2 separate regions of the Mus musculus genome follow, and region 2 is linked to region 1. Evidence: chromatin loops called from intact Hi-C (ENCODE). Cell type or tissue: heart. All regions are shown on one strand.

Region 1 (2,500 bases):
GCCGAGCGAGTGATAAGGGCGCGGCCGGGGTCCGGACCCCCGTGCTCCAGAGCTGCGGAGGGGGGCGCGGAGGGGGCGGGGCTGCGGGGCGGGGCCGCGGGGGCGGGTCTCATTGGCCCCCGCGGGAGAGGCCGCGGCGGCGCAGGCGCGGTTCCCGCCTCCTCGGCCGGCGAGCGAGTGGAGGCTGCATCCCGGTGCGGCTGACTGTCGCGTCGCCGCCGCCTCCGCCGCGGAGCCCCCCGCCTGGCTGCCCCGAGTCGGAATGAGCTCCAGGAAAGGTGAGCGGCGCGAGCGGCCCCCGCCCCGCCTCGCGGCACGCAGGCGGCCAACCCGACCGTTAATGTGTCTTCTCTCTCCCCAGTGCTGGCCATTCAGGCCCGAAAGCGGAGGCCGAAAAGAGAGAAACATCCGAAAAAGTGAGTCCGCGCGGCGCTTGGTCCCGACCCCGCCCCGCCTCGCTGAATGTTGCTTGCGGCCGCGCAGGCAGAGCTTCCCGGTCCCCGGGCCGCGGGCGGTGGGTCTCCCGGGACGCGGCGCCGGCTCTACGTGCCCCGGCGGGGGAGGGGTGGGGGGAGGGGCGCGCGGCCGCGGGTTCCGGAGCCGCGACCTGGCCCGTCAGCCTGCGAGCCGCCCGGGCTCTGCACTCGACCCCGCGCCCCGTGCCCCGTGCCCCGCGTCCCCGATCCTCATCCCGCGCCCCGGATCGGCGTCCCTGATCCGTATCCTGAGCCCCTTATCCACATCCCTGATCCGCACCCCAGTGCCTGTACCGCACGGGTCGGATAGTGGGCACGGGAGGGAGGCGGCGGCGCGGCTGACACCTGGGCTGCGGGAGCCAGTGCGCTGCCGCCTCTGCCACCTCCCGGTCCCGCCTGGGCCAGCCAGCTGAAAACCCGAGCTGCTTGTCAAGTGGTTTGGCTCCGGGCGTTGTTCCTGGCGTGAGTTCAGCTCCGGGACCGGTGCGTTTCGGCGCTCGGGTTTTTCATTCGAAACTTTCTGCTCGGGTCGAGCGTTACTTGCGTGCTGCGGCTGCGCCCAGGTCGCTTGCTGCAGTGGGCTGTGGGTGTGTGCGCGGGCGGGTCCCGCGTGGTGCTCCGGACTGGATCCACCGACTATGATATTTCAAATGTGCCAGCGCCAGCCACCTCCAGCCTGGACCTGCAGCCCAGTTGGGCAGCTGCTGTCGGAGAAGCCTTTCCCCGAGAGCTGGGTTTTCCTAGGCGTCAGAGCGCCGCCGCGTGTTTCTCTTTCCTCTCTCTCTGGGTTTGCTGGACCAGCTATCAACATCTTTGCTCACATTGTTTGCTTCGCTGTTCCTTTTGCGCAAGAAATTTGTGTGGTGTCTTTGGTACTATAGAGAAAGACAGAATTCGCCTTTAATAAAATTACGAAATATTTGTCTATCTTTATTTTGCAAGGGGTGGGATAACCCTCTGCTCTCTTAGGTGGTGGTTATAATTTGTATTGGCCCAGCAGGGATTTCCCACACATTTGGTGACATCTAGGAAAACTGGCAGGATTGTCTTCATTCAAAATTGAATATAACTTGACTGTATGTATAGGATTTCCTAAGATGTGGATATATAAATATGAAAGAAATCTATTTTTAGGAGGCAAAAAGACTTGAAAATTGGAAGGTAAACATTGAAAATTAAAAAAGGTTTTTATTTTTATTATTTTGTGTGTGTGTTTGGGTTTGGATGTGTAAGAGCCTTGACACCTGTGGAAGTCAAGGAACAACTTTCAGCGTTTGATTCTCTGACCATAGCTTCGGAAACTGAACAAGATCAAGCCTGGTTAGTATTCAGATGGGAGACTACCTGGGAATACTGGGTCTGTAGGAAAAAAAAAAAAAAAGAAAAAGAAAGAAAGAAAGAAAGAGAAAAGGATTGATTCTCTGTTATGTGTAGGTCTGTGGGATTGAACTCCAATTGTCAGGCATGGTGATAAGCACTGTTACCCTGAGCCATCTCCCTGGCTCAGATATCAGATATGGGATATTTAAAATGCTGAAACTCAATGTAGGCTTCTGATAGTTTATGCTTTTTAAAAACTAGTTCTATTTCCCCGGGGCAGTGATGGTACATACCTTTAATTCCAACACTGGAGAGGCAGAGGCAGGAGAGTTTCTGTAAGTTTTGAGGCCAGCCTGATCTATAGAGCTAGTTCCAGGACAGCCAGGGCTATACAGAGAAACCCTGTTTCACCCTCCCACCCCTCAAAGTGCTATCGTGGCTCAGTAGTTAAGAGCTTCTTGCTCCTGCAGAGGTACCTGGTTAGTTCTTAGCACCAAAATCATGGTTCACAACCATCACTATCCTCAGTTCCAGGGTGTCTGATGGGCAGCTGCATACATGTATTAAACATATATACATGTAGGCAAAATTCATAAAAGAAAACCTTAAAAAGTAGTGCTGGTTCTAACTAATGAAAACCCTAAGTTTTTCTTTTGGTGAACCATGGAAATTTAGCAGCTGTCTGAGTGGATGCTTGGGTTTAA
Region 2 (2,500 bases), 75 kb before region 1:
AAGTAACTTCCTCCTAGGAGCTGGCACGCTGGAGTGCACACCGAGTGTGGTCTGAGAACATGTCTTCCTGGTTCTGTCTCAGCACTGGCAGGCGGAGGCTGCGCTTCAGAAGGGCCGAACTAGCATGCTGGTTGGACAGCCGTAGAAACAGTTTTCTCTAGTTCAGTTTCCCACCATCAGGTTGTATTTGCTTGTATGATTTTACAGGGACCAAGGGTTAACTCAGTCTGCTGTGACGTCTCTCTCAAGCAACGTTGTAAAAGGAGAAATAGAAATATTTCTAACTTAAGACCAGGCAGGCACAGTGGAGTCCACTAGACCGTGGCTGAGCCTGCAGAGCCCTCCCGTAGTGTACGAGGGGCCCTAGACGGGACCTCTAGCACCTGAAGAAGGAAAACCCGCCACACTGTCTCCGGAAACACACAGAAGCATGATGAAGACACTGGCTGTTGTGGGGCAGAGCATTTAGTGAAGGCTGGCATCAGCTTGTTTTTACTATTTTTAATTAATTTCGCAGGAGCAAAGCCATGTCACCCTATAGTTTTGTACCCAAAGAATTTTTTCGCGAAGAAATACTTGCTCAGTAAAGTGTTGCCAGACTTAACCCGGAAACACAAGTTTCAGAATATTCCCAAAGGTCTGCAGAAGTTAGTTCAGATTTTCAAATTATTTGTTTTCACAATGTCCGATTATTTCCTGCCTTCAAAGAATGTACTGTTATCAGCATAGGGTTTCCCAGCATATAGTAAAACAGAAGATGAATTGTATCCAGACTACATAAAGGCAATATATGAAAAGCTATATTGTTGTCCAAAAGGACAATAGCTTTCTTAATGTTTTTTGTTCACCGGGGTCAGTCACATATTCTGGTTGGTTTCATTGTTTCATGTGTACATGTTCAGTAGTGTTCTCCTGCACGCCCTCTGTCCTCACGCCTGCCCTCTAATCCCCCAACCCCCACCCACACACCCCACCCCCGCTCTTCCCAGCTTTCTTTCCTTTTACTTTCGTGTGTTCTACATGTGTCCCTGAAGTTAGAGCTCTTTACAGGAGCATGGGTACCTTACGGCTGAAGAACGTGTTCATGAGCCCCACTCCATTCTATGATGGGGAATCAGCAAGCCCCATTTTCTGAGGAGCTTGTATGAATAATCACAGCTGCTGCAAGTTCAAGAGTGCTGCAGTCTGTCCTGCTCAGAAGTTAGCTTCCTTCCCATACCCTCTCCAGCTTATACACCCTCTCCAGCTTATACGTTCTTTCTATTCCCTTCCTCTTTGATGCTCATTGGAGGAGATGATATAGAGTCCAGAAGGGGGCAGCAAGTCCTCTGGAGCTGGGGTTCCAGGCAGCTGTGCCCATTGGAGGGTAGATCCTGAGAATCCGGTCCTCTGCCCAAGGAATACACACTCCTTTTAGAGTAGGTAGTGACCTCTGAATCTGTATCATCATTGTACTGCATACTTTTAAATTTAATAAACTAAGTCTTACTTGGAACATATAAAGCTTATTATATGCAAAGTTAACTAATGTAAATACTGTCTAATTCTAGAGCAATTCTACAGAATTCCTGGACAGAAGTCATGGATTTAATACTGAAACCCCGTTCTGGAGGTGAGAAAGATTTGTGTAAAAATAAAATGCATAGAGTATATAGCTAGATAGTCATGAAGTCACTTTAAGTAAACGTAACTGCAGGTTGTTATTTTAAGTTCTTGATCTTTTTTATTCAAAATTTTAATGCTATTTTTTTTTAAAGATTTATTTCTTTAATATATGTCAGTACACTGTTGCTCTCTTCAGACACAGCAGAAGAGGGCATCAGATCCCATTACAGATAACCACCATGTGGCTGCTGGGAATTGAACTCAGGACCTCTGGAAGAGCACTCTGTGCTCTTAACGGCTGAGCCATCTCTCCAGCCCCACTATTTTATTTTCATGGTTTTGCATAGGGGACTGAATTTTTTAAAATCTGTATCGTAGTCTTAGCTTTATTCATGCATGGTTGAATGTACTTGAAATAAATTAATTTCTCTATGGTTACTTCAAATTCTCTGGCTTATAGGAAACTTTTATGTATGACTGCTTTGATAAAAAGTGTTATAATGAAATATGTGATCTTGGCAAAGTACCTTAAGGATTTTTAAAAGTGGATTAAAATTTTTCCAGGAAATATCTCTAAAACTACACTGTAAAAGAGGGATTTAACTGGTACTTTTTTAAATTTTTAAATAATAAACTTGATTTAGGTAACTTCATTTGCAAGCTAAAAACGTGTTTTTATTTTTAAAGAAAGCATTAACCTTGCTAGAACGGGGGCAAGAAAAGGAGAAACTTCCTTCCGGTTGTTCTTTGCTGGACTAGTTGCAGTGATGATGAGTAGTGTCTCTGGCTGACGACGGAGCCGGGGAGGGAGAAGCACACTTTCTGTGACCCCATGTTGTCGCTTTTGGGTGACTGTGAGCGTCTTCATTACATGGAAACATTCCCCCAGTTCTAG

What was found. Peaks named below come from ENCODE experiments on the same cell type or tissue, not always from the same donor. Only the 100,000 strongest peaks of a DNase experiment are listed, where the experiment ranks them.
Region 2: it touches region 1 in a loop (2.8-fold over the local background); 12 of 42 quality-filtered maps call a loop at or near these places.

Annotation. Positions count from the first base shown.
Region 1 is chr5:23,673,636-23,676,135 of GRCm38, reverse strand. It overlaps Srpk2 (serine/arginine-rich protein specific kinase 2), which reads left to right and starts at 169. Exons shown (of 16, transcript NM_001359173.1): 1 at 169-278; 2 at 362-416. The coding sequence starts at 263. In heart, a CTCF peak has its summit at 1,228; DNase peaks (open chromatin) are centred at 165, 825 and 1,085; H3K4me3 peaks cover 1,597 bases; H3K27ac peaks cover 1,321 bases.
Region 2 is chr5:23,748,917-23,751,416 of GRCm38, reverse strand. Pus7 (pseudouridylate synthase 7) reads left to right here. Exons shown (of 16, transcript NM_178403.5): 10 at 1,551-1,612. Among named protein-coding and RNA genes, the nearest start is that of Pus7, 34 kb to the left of the region's middle. In heart, a CTCF peak has its summit at 1,347 (motif pointing right); no DNase peak of the experiment used is centred here.